Regions from separate parts of the Homo sapiens genome. Here region 1 is linked to region 2. A link is an interaction called in ENCODE POLR2A ChIA-PET data of the cell type or tissue named here. Cell type or tissue: Panc1. All regions are shown on one strand. Each heading gives the region's core, and the rest is flanking DNA. Links, peaks and the distances in the headings are about the cores only.

The links. ChIA-PET counts read pairs that join two places held together with the same protein. Peaks named below come from ENCODE experiments on the same cell type or tissue, not always from the same donor. Only the 100,000 strongest peaks of a DNase experiment are listed, where the experiment ranks them.
Region 1: POLR2A ChIA-PET joins it to region 2 with 6 read pairs; 2 of 35 experiments call an interaction of 5 or more read pairs at or near these places.

What each region holds. Positions count from the first base shown.
Region 1 is chr3:175,382,618-175,389,692 of GRCh38, reverse strand. All of the region lies in intron 5 of NAALADL2 (N-acetylated alpha-linked acidic dipeptidase like 2), which reads right to left. Among named protein-coding and RNA genes, the nearest start is that of MIR4789, 17 kb to the right of the region's middle. In Panc1, for the core only: no CTCF peak of the experiment used is centred there; a DNase peak (open chromatin) is centred at 2,882.
Region 2 is chr3:175,155,224-175,162,298 of GRCh38, reverse strand. The region is part of intron 2 of NAALADL2 (N-acetylated alpha-linked acidic dipeptidase like 2); the gene reads right to left. Among named protein-coding and RNA genes, the nearest start is that of NAALADL2-AS3, 44 kb to the right of the region's middle. In Panc1, for the core only: no CTCF peak of the experiment used is centred there; no DNase peak of the experiment used is centred there.

The DNA.
Region 1 (7,075 bases), core at 1,714-4,213, 230 kb before region 2:
AGTTTCCAGCTTAAGGCTTAATAAATTCTAGAATTGCATTTTCAAGGTAAAATAGGAAAGATTTATTCACAGTTATCTTGTTTACGCAAATGCAAAGACAGGATAAATCATTCATTTACTAATGTTTCTCCTCACTGTGGGCATTAACAATGACCTCTCCATCATAAAACACAGTAGATTAATTCAAGCAGGAAGAAAAAATCTCCACTTGAATTATTTAAGTGAAGGTTTGAACTGTGCTTATATTGATAAGATAATATTTCAATTTAACACTTAACTTATAAAGCCAGAACAATAAATAAATAAACAAATAGAATGTGGATGAAGGTAGAGTACAGTGTTTATTCCTTCTTGGATCTAAATGTAAATTCTGCCAGGTGGCGTCGTTGCCAGTAATTAGAGAATTTAAAAATAATAAAATTTCACTGGAAAAAATCCAACCCTATATTATTTTTACTTCAATGTAAAAATGCTTTATGTAGCCTTATAAAATTCCAACTGTACACTGTCTTTAATTTTAGTAATTTATAACTTTATAATTTCTGTACCATGCTTAAAATGTTGCTTACTCTAATTAGCTTATGGTCAACAGTATCTTTAATTAGAAATATTGGTAATCTGTCCCCTGAAGCATTTTATTGAGTGTGTTTATGGTTCCAGGATGATTATCTTAATGAACAGAATGATAAAAAGTACCATTAAACAGAAACAAAATAGAATACTCATCAGGGCAGAATAATTTTTTTTCTATAAAAGAACAATTTGTGCTTAAAATACAGTATTTAGAATACAGTATTAAAACTTTAGATAAGTTGATGAATGTATTTTTGAAATTCTATTAATAGTGAGTAACTGATATTATGATTTGGTTCTGACAGTTAGAGGTGGAGTCTAGGATGAAGGACACAGAGTTATAAAAAATGACCAATCCACTAAGAAATAGTTCAGATGGCATCAATAATATTGCTGAAACCAAAATTTATATGAGTAATATAGAAAAGGTATGTGAAAAAAGGACTGGCAGTCTGTGTTTAAAAAGGAATTCACTGTTGGGGATGGGGGAGAAATCAGCCTGAATTTCCCTCTCAGTACTCTTATCAAGTGCGTACATTAAAATGGGTGGTGGTTATTTACAATCTTTAGATTTTATTTAGATGGTTGTGTTTTCATTAGCAATCTTTATCCTCTGAAATATTTGTAAGCATTTCCTATATAATTTCACTCAACATCGATTTTTGTATTTTATGGCATTGAGAAATGTATACTTACTGAAATTTTAAAGCTAGCATACATAATGTCTAGCAATGTCTACACTAAGTTTCACATGGCACCAGAAAACATTTAAACTAAGACAGGAGATATATTTGAGACTCTATATAAGTTTTTAGATAGAAAATCATGTATATTGAAAAATGTATACATCCAAAGTAAGGTGGCTAGCTAGCGCCTCTACTATCAGATAGATCTTCATAATGTTTGTGCAAATAAAAAATGACCAGACTCTTCTGAATTCTCAATGTCTTCATCATACACTTACTAATCAACTCAGATATTGCACTGATTCTTGACTTTCTGGGAGGATAGGAGATCATAGTTTCCTTTCAAAATTTGGTTACAGCTATGGAAAGTCTCTCTAGAAAAATGTACATGCACATTGATAGTTACCGAGAATGGTGGATCTCCTGGAGCCATTCATAAATCCCCTAAGGAATTTAGGAAGGTTAAACAGGGAATAGCTACAATATTAACTGTCAATCAGCTTTCTAAGAAGATTAGATATCTTCAAATGTAAAATGGTAATAATAATACTTTCTTCATAGAGTTGAGAATATTCTTTATGATTAGTTGTAGTGTTTGGAATAGATCCTGCATATAATAAATAGACAACACATTGTAGATTTTAGGAAAGAAATGTATTAGTGGAATTTTATTGTTCTATTTTATTTACTATCAATTTGTTAGTACTATTAGCATTCCAAAAACTGAGGAAATTCTGTTTTTAAACACAAATCATTCTTTTAGTATATTCAACAAATCTTTCTCTAGTGTTTTGTTTTATTCTTTTACATTACTTTTCAACTGTACACATGGTTTTGGTTTAACATTTTGAATCACCTTAGCATCACTAAATTTGAATGATTTCTTACATATTCAAAAGTAAAACAGTTCCTAAATTTATAATGATACTAAACATAAATCCATTGGGTACCTTTGGAGGTTGCTAGAGAAGTAATGTATCAATCTGAAAATGGATACAAGAGAAGTAATCAAGCACTTAACCTTGACTATCCTAGACCAATTGTACCACAGGAGAATTTTCTCTTTATAGAAGTATTCTAGCTAATACATGAAGAAGGAATGATAAAAATAAAACACTTTAATTTTGTAATACTCTTATGAAATACTGTCATCTCTCTTTATCCATAGGGAATGCATTCCAAGGCCCCTAGTGGATGCCTGAAACCGCAGATAGTATTGAACACTACTGCAGTCAATTTTAACACATTTCTTGTCATGTCTTCCAACCATAAATCTAAAGTCTTTCCCACTTTTAGTGCTTATCTCATATTGTGGCTGTTACTTTTGCAGTTTGAAGTACAAAGCAAAAGTAGTAAAAAAAAATTTTCCCACTTCACAGTTTGACAGATATAACACTCATTGCTTCCATAGATCTTAACAACTTTAGAATAAGTTTTTTTCTTTCTTTATTAATTGGAGAATTTTCACCTTTTCACTTTAAGGAAGCACTTTATGGCTTCTCTTTGGCATATCCAAATTGTCAGCATCATTTATCTTGCACTTTGGGACTATTACTAAGCAAAGTAAGGGTGGCCTGAACACGAGCACTGGGATACCGCAACAGTTGATCTGATAACAAGATGGCTACAGAGTGACTAACATACAAGTAGCATAAGACGTGCTAGACAAAGGAATGACTCACATCTCAGGCAGAACAGAGCTGGAAGGCACAGACAACACAACACTTCATTATTCTAACCAGAATGGTGGGCAATTTGAAATTTATGAAGTTTATTTCCAGAATTTTTTATTTAATATTTTTTGGACTGCCATTGATCTGTTCTGAAATTGCAGAAAGCAATACTGGGGATAAGGGTGGACTACTGTAATGAATCCAGGCAATTCCCAAAATCAACTCTAATAAGATAAATAGAGAGGGAGAGGGGAAAAAAAAAAAAGATGATACATGCCTCTTGACAGAAATACACAATTACACCTATGAAATATTCTTGTCAAAAATTTGAATCTAAACAGATCAGGACTCTGGATTTAAGAATTATTTTATAGAGGACACAGAGGTCAGGTAAAGATTTTAAATAATACCATTAGGATGGATGCAGCAACAACTGTACTGTGAAAAACTCTACAAAACAAATGAACAGCTTCTTTGAAAATAAATCTCAGAGGAGGACAAAGTGGGAGGGGGGCCTACAGAATAAAAAAAAAAAGATGATCTATCAACCAAATTCAATGTGTAAACCTACCTTGTTTGTATGATTCTATCAAACCAACAATCAAGCAAAGAAATATTTGATGATATTAAGAGATTGTCTAGAGTTTTAGCCTCAGTTGTCAAGAATCGCCTCCCAGATAATCCCATCAACCAAGAAAGAGTAACTTTATAACAGGAGAGGAGATGGGAGGTCATACGATGCTCACACAGACTTCATCACAGGCTATCGACTATTTATCTGAGGGGCCATTGGTCTTTTCAAAAAATCTTTTATTCTCCCCTAAGTTGCCTAAATCTCCCCTCCCCTCTTCCTTGGGCATATAGAAGCTTCTAGATGTCACTGGGTTTTGGGGTAGTCACTTCTCTTGTATGTGATGCCCCCATGCATGTAATAACTTTATATAACTTTTCTTCTGTTCATCTGTTTTTGGATTTTTTAAATCTTTATTTGTTTGTTTTTCATTGATACATATTAGATGTACATATTTTTGAGGTAGATGTGATAATTTGATACATTCATATACTCAAATCAAGGTAATTGGGAGACCCGTCACCTGAAATATTTATCTTTTCTTTATGCTAGAGATATTTGAATTATTCTCTTCTAGCTATTTTGACATGTACAATTGATTAATGTTAACTATATTCGCTTTGCTAATCTATTGAACACCAAGTCTTCTTTCTTGTAAGTGTATAATTGTACCCATTAGTCTACCTTTTTTCTTTCAATTTAATTGGTAGCCTAGCCAAAGAACCTAGAAGGGTGGAGGGAAGCTATCTTTCACTTGCCGACAGCACATAAATATGTATACAATTACATATTATTGCAAACGAGACAAACTAAAAGTAAGGTAAGACAAAAATAACAATTTCACAATGGAATCTATTATTGAAGGCTTCCTTTAAATTTCAGGGTAGATTAGACAAGAATCAAACTTACCAGGAAAATTGGGGTAAATTGGGAGACATTCATGAAAATAGGTTTTATCATTTTTCTGTTTATAATTTTCTTGTCCTTATGCTTTGAATGGAAATTGATGCATTGGGCCTTCATTTAGACAAATGTGGTCTATTTATGTATGAGTTAGATGATGAAATAAGTGCCTGAAGCTTGAATGTTCAGGTTAATCAGAATACTAAATGGTCATTAAATAATAACTACACTCAAAGTTTCTTAATTATGTATAGATGTTGAGTTGGTGGGAGGTCCCAGTTGACATAGGACTCTGTCCTTGGCCGAAGTCTGTTCAACATGACCTAAATAAGGCCCAAGAGTAGCAGCTCATTATTTTACTTTTTTCTGCATGGTGAAAAAAACACTGCATTCTCTACTTTCATACTTATTCTTAATTTCTGGAAATAAAATTGGTAATAACAATGAAGTGATTTCTGGAAATAAAACTGGTAATAAAATAAAATAAATTAAAAATAAATTAAGTAAAATAAAATAAAAATAAATAAATAAATAAAACAAAAATTGGTAATAAAATTGGTAATAAATAAATATATTGGTAATAATTTCTGGAAATAAAATTGGTAATAATGCAATATTATTGCACAAACAAATTTAAGAGAAATTATAATTTAGCAATGGGTGTGTGGATAATTCTTATTTGAAAGGAGGTGCATGCATTTAAAAGTTTATTTTTACACAAAATATAAGCCTAAAGTGTATGACTACTTTTTCTTGTTATCCAATGAGTCAAAGAAACTAAAACCTAATTTATAATGATAAAGTTAAATCAATCAAAGAACCGAAAGTATTATTTGTCAAGACAATTCTGAGGATATAATGATAAAGCATCTTTCCAAATTGTGTGCACTGTTCAAATTTTCCAATATAACATTCCAAGAAAAGTCCTCAAATGAATACAAAATCTGTGTCATCAGTGAAATCTAGGAGAGTTTAGGATACCAGCAAAAGCCTTTTGCCAACTCAGATTCAAAACAAGAAATTATCATTATAGTCAATAAGATAATGCAGACAATAGGAATATTTACCATTATACTAAAAAGAATTATGCAGCTCGTAAACCCAAATAGAAAATTTCTTCACTAGAGGCAAGTTCTCAGAGAGAGGATAAATATAGAAATAGAGCAATAAGGCAGGGGAGAAAAGAGAGATTCAACATTACTCAGCTATTACAAAAATAAATAGGCAAATGATAAGAATATCTAATTTATTGTAAGAGCCTTGAGGCAAGAAGTAAGCATCCTAATGAAAACAGGGTTGCATGAAACAAGAATTATATGAACCACACGGTAAAAATCTGACAGAATCAGAATTATTGTCTTAGTCACAGTGGTAAAAATTATTACCAGTTGATTACTGAGAAAGAACTAGAGAATAGTAGAGCCCACTACGTATCTTTTCTAGTTTGCTGCATATAAACACATAGTAAACTATATTTCTCTCTGTTCATTAAAGAGTAAGGGTTTGATAATTCTCAACAAATGCTACAACCACCTTCATAATACCTTAAGTAAAAGAACTTCTCTGGTTTAATTGTAGTGTAGGAGAGGAAGAACATTTTTTTTCCCTTATACTCTGTTAGGTTTACCAGCTGGGCCCTTGAATCAAATTGGCAAGAAACACATTAAAAAGATGAAAAACAAAACAAAACAAAACAGATTTATATATCTCTAGGGGATATGCTGGTTAAAGAATTCAAAGTTTTATTTAGACAGGAGGAATAAGTATCAGTGGTCTATTGCACCACATGGTAACTGTAGTTAATAATAATGCATTGCATATTTCAAAATTGCTTAAGGAGTAGGCTTTGAATGTTCTCATCACAAAAAACTGATATGGACGTGAAGTGAGGGATATATTAATTAGCTTGATTTAATCATTCCATAACGTATAGATATATCAAAACATCATATTGTGCCCCATAGTTACATAAAATTATTTGTTACTTAATAAAATATAATAAAAGGAATAAGATCTAATGTTTGGTAGCACAATAGGGATGACTATAGTTAACAACAACAACAACATGTATTTCAAAACAACTAAGAGACTGTAACTGAAAGCCTCCTAACACAAAGGAATGATAAACGCTTGAGGTAATGATATCCCAATTACTCTTATGTGATCATTACACATTGTATGCTTGTATCAAAATATCACATATACCCTGTAAATATATAGTGATTATGTATCCATAATTAAAAACTTAAAAAGAAAAAATATGATCCAAAACGTATGAAATATTAACTTAAATGGGATCTTTTGAATAAATTAATAAAAGTATAATTTTTAATTCTAAGATGATTTACTTGTATTAGTGATTCCTTAACTCAAGTGTGTAAATCTTTGGATAGCTACAAATATTGAAAGGCTATTGTCAAATGTACATTCCTCTTATTTTTTTAAAAAAGTATATCTTCTTCGAGTTCCCCCCAGGTAAGGAGAATACGTATATAATTAACCATAACTTCTTAAATTATCTCTCCCTAGAGGGCTATAATACAAAGGACAGATAATAACAGGTAAATGTCAAGCAAGTGGAGAAGTCGGAACCTTCATATATTGCTGGTGGCAATATATAATTGTGCAGCCACTTTGAAAAACATTTGGAATGTTCTTCAAAAGTTTAA
Region 2 (7,075 bases), core at 2,179-4,678:
GGTATACACAACATTGTGGATAAATAAAATGTGGGTTCTCATGGGAAAAGGGAAAGTCAAGGCATTTAATTGATGGGGATAGGTAATATGATACTAATTCCTGGTTAAGAAAGAGAGAGAAGGAGAAATTTAATAGCCTTTTACCCAAAACTCAGTTTATATTTCACACCAAATCTGTTTGAAGATTATGACCTTGTAATTAATATAAGGCCTTCAACAGCAGCAAAATCTAACAGTCCTGAATAGTAAAAGCTTAGAAGATTACAAGGTGAAATTCCAATTGCTCTAACTGTGATAAAACAGAAGACAGGTTTCCGAAAGAAAGTCACACCCAGATATGACTGTGTAAAAAAATTGTTAAAATGTTATTAGAAGTTCAGGTTATGAGAAAGATGTTGTAAACTGCTTCAGTTGTTAGTTATTACCAGCATGTATACAGACACCATCAGAATGACTGCAATAATTGATTGACAGACACAGACCGCCAAGTCATTAATTGTCTCTTTCCTTATGATAGGGCAATATAATGTATAATTAGACTATAAGAAGAATATAAAACCAGTGCACTTTACTTGCTATAGAAGTTTGGGCAAACCAAAAAAAGTAATTGCTATATGATGCACATTTGTTATTGTCTAACATCTTAGCATCATTCTTAGGGTGGGACGGGCGGGGGGGTTGGTTTCTGATTTACAGTTCGTGGAAAACAGACTCTATATCTACTACTGAAGTTGAAGATGTATAAGTACCTGGATCCTCTGCCCTGACTCCTACCCTGCTCCATTCTGGGAATTTTAGTCTTGAGACAATGGTGCAACAACATGGAGCTATTTCGATAATTATCTATGGCATAGCTTTACAGCATTCCTGGCATAGTCAGTAGTGATATCCTAAGAAAATAGTTCGTGTGGCCATTTCTTAACCCTTATCCTAGTTTTTATTTCCTCCACACCCATCTTTCAATCTTTTTTTTTTCTGTTTTGCAGTCTTCACATTGACTTTGTGAGCTACTTATTATCTGTCCAGTAAATGTTTGTTGTTGCTGTTTTGCTTAAGTTAGCAAAAGTTGGCTTCTGTTGCTTGCAGACAAGAACCTGGACTCTCATCAGATCTATGATGCCTAAATCATTACTGTAAAAGCCATGAAGAACAGACACAACCAAACTCATTACAATGAAATGATTATAGATAATCATTTACGGTTATCTTTTGGTGGTTGCGGTGTAATTGAAGTTCTATGCTTCCATATGTACTTTTTTGTAAAATTTTTGCACATATTTGACTAAATTCACTTAATGACTATCCCACCGAAATAGGAATTCCAAGATACATTTTGTTTTATTATAATCATTTTCTTAAATATACAAATACAAATATACTGATACAGAGCTAATCCTTGGAAATAAATATTAATTTCATGAATTACTCCTGAAAAAATATAAGAAAAAAGATAACTTCCAAGTTGGCATAAATTCTTTTTCAAAAAATTTGATATCTCCCGAAATGGTGAAAGTTTTTTTAACTTTGAAACTCTTAGAGACTATTCCAGATTATAATTATTTATCTTTGTTACAAATATTTTGGATTAATCATTATTTCTTACAGATAAGCAATTAAGTATTGCTTATATTTTTATAAGAAAAGACATGCTAGGCACAGTGGCTCACGCCTGTAATCCCAGCACTTTGGGAGGCCGAGGCGGGCGGATCACCTGAGGTTGGGAGCTCAAGACCAGCCTGACCAGTATGGAGAAACCCCGTCTCTATTAAAAATACAAAATTAGCTGGATGTGGAGGTGCATGCCTGTAATCCCAGTTACTTAGGAGGCTGAGGCAGGAGAATTGCTTGAAACTGGGAGGTGGAGGTTGCGGAGCACTCCAGCCTGGGCAACAAGAGCAAACCTCTAACTCAAAAAAAAAAAAAAAAAAAAAAAAAAAAGAAAGAAAAGATACACATATAATATATATTTTTAAAATTTTACTTATAAGCCTTTTGTAAACAATTGCTATATTTAGCCCCTTGTAAAACAAATTTAAACAAAAGATCAATTCAAAATTGGTAGCTAATATTGGGAACAATTTATTATATAATCAAAACTACCACTGTACTGGTGACCTATGTGCAAGTGAATATCACTTTAATTTCAAGAAAATCACTTGCGGCCTGACAAAGTGACTCACAATTGTAATCTCAGCAATTTGGGAGGCTGAGGTGGGTGGATTATTTGAGGTTCGGAGTTCGAGGCCAGCCTGGCCAGCACGGTGAAACCCCATCTCTACTAAAAGTAAAAAAAAAAAAGTCACGAGTGGTAGCACACGCCTGTAATCCCAGCTACTAGGAAGGCTGACGCAGGAGAATTGCTTGAAGCTGGGAGGCAGAGGCTGCAGTGAGTTGAGATCCTGCCACTGCACCCCAGCCTGGGCAACAGAGCAAGACTCTGAGAAAGAAAAGAAAAAGAAAAAGAAAAGAGAGAGAGAGGAAGGAAGGAAGGAAGGATGGGAGGGAGGCAGGGAGGGAGGGAAGGAAGGAAATCATTTGCTACATCTTTTATTACTTCAATAATCTTAACAAAACTGCCACAAAACTACTTAGGTACTACACTAATTCATTATTTCAAATAGTCCCATGTAGTTTCAAGAAATCAAAAATATTCCTTTATGCAACAGCTTTGAACTACCTATAAAAGATTTTGAAAAATCATTGGTGTTATCCCAGATGCACTGCATAAATTGGACACTAAAAATTATGAAAATATTGAGAGATTACAAAATTATTTCACTTCCTGTCAAAAATCTCATGAAGGCTAAATTCAAATATGTATATTATGATATGTGTGTATGCAAAACAAAACTCTTAACCCTTCTTTCTCAAACTTGACTACAATTCTAATAAAGTTTCAATTCCTGTTTGGAGTATCTTTATAGGCTCAGACACACACACTACTCAAATCAGCTGCTTTTTGCTGCAAATATACTTAATTCTGGTTAAGTTGGTCCTTGTAGTTTTGATATCAATCAAACCCAAGACTTTCCTTTAAGATTTCTTGTTTACACTTTTGTGAGAATCTTGCAGATATGATTGGCTGATTTTTTCATTGCACTTGTAGCTAATTGCCTGTCTGAAAATAAAATTGAGAACACATTCATCTAAAATAATTTAGTCATCCATCTTTATTAAGCTAAAAGAATCGATCTGAATTTATATGCTTTTGTTGGAATCCAAATTGAATTCTTAAATTAATATGCTTTTTCCTTTATCTCTTAATTTGATTTCTAAAACTTAAAAAATCATGTAAAAATTCACTAATGACTTTATCACATGTTCATTCTGATTAACATATATTCAAAAATAGAAAATGGCTAAAAGTGAAAGTTTAGTAAATTTTCTTTTTATAATCTGTTTTCAATAAGCATATAATTTTTCAGAATTGGATCATTCCAATATATTCATTATCAAATTAGGATACTTTCAAACATTTAACTTTATTCATATTTTCTGACAATTTCAAGAACTCTATTTCTCCTATTTTTTCTAATTTTCAATTAGAAATTCTCTTTGCTCCTTTTTCTTGGCAGAAAAATCTTCACTGCAAAAAAATTGCTATTTACATTTATATTTTAAACATTGGAGCTCAGAAGACAAAAATATTTAAAATAGTGTGATTTGCTTTCTGAAAATTATCAAAATACTTTATAAAGCCAAATATATCATCCCTATTTTTTACTTCACTTATTTTTCTTCTGATATGTCCTGATTACAAAACTACATTCAGAGAAAATATTTTGAAGTAAAGATGGAATCCAAAAGTTCTATTCCCCAATTTTCAAACAGGTCCAATGCATCTCTTTACCTGAAAAATGCACTGTATCATCAAGTTTTGGGTTCCTGATGATGGCTTTACTTGTTGAGCTACCAATTCAAAATAGTGTAACATTCGTGCTAAATGGCATATTATAAACCACAGTGTCCTTGCTTTTTCTACTTGGGGTGAAAATTGTCTTATTTTGAAATAGAAATGGTCTCTCTGATCGCCAAATGAGGGCAAAAAATCCGTAACCCTACTGAAATGTGCCTAAAGCACTGTGATATGGAATATTGAATATGATTTAGCTAGACTCTGAGTGTACCTTACACATAATAGGCACAAAACAAATGTTTGGTGATTGAAGAAATAAATGATTCTACCTAGATTCTGGTTCCATGTCTAAAGAAAACTCCTCAAAAAATAAGAGATTTAGGTAAGGGAAGAATATGTTTCGTCTACAAAGTTCTTTAATAAAAATCTTAAAAAGTTATATAAGTCTTTTCTAGAACTCCTTTGGTTTTGGTGCATGGAGTATTAGAATGAACTTTTAATTTTATTTTTTCAGGAAAATTAGATTTTGATAAATTAAATGAATAGTCCATTCATGACCAGGTAGGAAATGAATTCTGTATGTTGATCAACTTCAGTCCTGTGAGTTATTTAGGAAACTGTTAATCACCATCTGGAAATGCATTGAATTACATCTGTCTGAAAGGATAGACACTGTTCTACGAGATAACTTTCTAGTTAAACATGGAGAGATGACAATCAACTGGGAAATCCCAGTTAATGGCATGATTTCTTGTTTCTCTTCATTTTCAGCTAGGTTTTGTGGCTATATAGATGGTAAGTGACAGCAGGCTGATCCTATGACATTACTGTTCAAATGTGGATGGAAGAATAGATGTCCAGATCAAGCTTAGAGCCTTTCCTAATAAGAAGGCTAATTCAGAGTTGTTTAATTGTAAATTTTACAGATATACACAACAAAATCATGAATAATGCCCATTTATTACTTAATGCTTATTGTGTGTCAGGTTATTTACAAATACTGTATCTGTTAATCACAGCAACTCTGACTGGTATTATTCTTTACATTTTACAAATGATAAAACTGATGTTTTGAGAATTGAAAGATATGTAAAATAGAAAAAATACTTAAGCAAGATTTGAACTCATATTTAATTTAAAATTCCAGCTTTTACAACTACAAAATGCTGCCTTCTGCAGTTCATGCTGTATTTTATTTAGATTTAGAAAATCTTTTCCTATCCTCATGATAGAATACACAGGCGCAACTGGAGGTAGACAGTTCCAAGGTTAATATAAGTATGTTCAATTTTATAACTTTAGCTTAAAAAATTATTTTAATGACTTTTTTTTAACTAAGTACATACTAAAAATTTTCCAAACTTTCTAAAAGACTGAAAGAAGACAGGTGATTTGAAAGCTAGGATTTCTTTCCTTTCTATTTTAAAAACAAAGAGAAAGAAATAGAGACAGAGGCTGAATGTGACTCGGTGGCAGTGGCTTTGTTATGTAAAGAAACTTCATCATGGAGTTAAGACAATATGTTCGACCTGACTTGATTAGCTCTTTTATACTGAACCCAGGTAGGTGAGATACAAGAGGTTAGCTAATTTTAAACATCTATTTTTTAACTTGAACACAATAGGTCTAGAGGTACCTCTTCCCCACTTTTCTGTAGGTCAGCTGTATAAACCTATGTATGTGATACCCACAATCCCATGAGAAGTTCTAAGTTGTTATTGCTAGATGAGCTAGTTCCAGAAGTCCTCTGAGGGTCAGCATTTTTGAAGGATAGACAATCTACTACTTTTTCTACCACAAATTTAGTAATTTAATAAAGAATAATATTTAATCAGTATTTCATCATTAAATGTCACTTTAAAATAACAAAAATATAGGATACATTAGTTTACTATACCAAATTGCAGAATATCTCCTTTTTATACCTTTCAAAGCTGTGACGAGTATTATTTCAACATAGTGTTCAAATAAAAAAGCAATGTAGGAAATAATAAGCATAATCAATCATTGATCACATAAGGAATTCAATATACACTAATCACATATTTCATCTTTGAATAATGAACTTCACTCATGCGAAACATTAATAATACTATCTACACTGAGGTAGTAGAGCTATTTATCTAAAGATTTGTCTGAGAATAAAGAACATGAAATCTAACATGCATCAAAAGCATTCTGGTCTCATTTTAAATCCATGATTCTCTTCAGTATTTTACTCAGGTTCTGGGATAGCTTCAAATATGGAAGAATAAGTATTTGTTCCTCCCTCACAACCATTTAAATTTGAAAATAAGAATCCTTAGTCTAACACTAACTCAAAGGGTCATTTACTCCACCTCCTTAAATTTTGACAGATCTGAATTTTACCTACCACTTTGGAAATAAACACCTTCAAAGAGACATTAAACTTCTTCTGTAAGAATATATTCTACTGTTTCCTCAAAATGTTTGCTAAATTTTAATAAGCACTTGTTTACTTTTCCTCTTCCTCTTAACATCTCATTTGTTTTTTTCTCAGTGCTTTATCTGCATCTCTTGTACAAGTGGTTCTCAAACTTGGATGGACATTACCGTTACGTGGGGAGTTTTGTTTAAAAAACATCACAATGCTTGTCTTACACCTCCAAAGTTCTGATTCAGTCGCTTTGGATGAGGCCCAAAGATCTGTCTCTTTTAAAAGCCTCTGAGATGATTCCAATGCCCAGTTATTGGGGAACACTGGCTACATATTCTAAATGTAATAGTCATAAATATCTACAGAAATATAAACTATTTATTAAAACAGGATGGCTAATAATCACACATACATAGCTGTATTCAAGACATAGCATAAAGCAAATAGAAAAAGATCATTAATAAGAAAAAAAAGACAAGAAAACCTCACTATCCACTTAAAGTACCATGAATTAATTCCCAACATAAAGATTGCCATTAATCTTATTCTCCCATTCCTTATTACCAGAAGCTTCCTGAACTAGTTTTGCTGTGGTGAAGGCTCTGTAGCTTTGGTTTGCTAGCCAGGTTGGTTTTTGTCACTTTGATTCTGACAGGACCGGTGCCAACTTTTAGGCAAACAAGTTACACCTGGTGAAGAAGAATGTGTCAAAGGGGCAACTGCTACAGCTGTTACACAAAACAGGTACTCACTAGCAAGGAATACCTGGAATATTTCAGTGATTCTCAGCCCCAGTTGCACTTTATATTCTTCTGGAGACC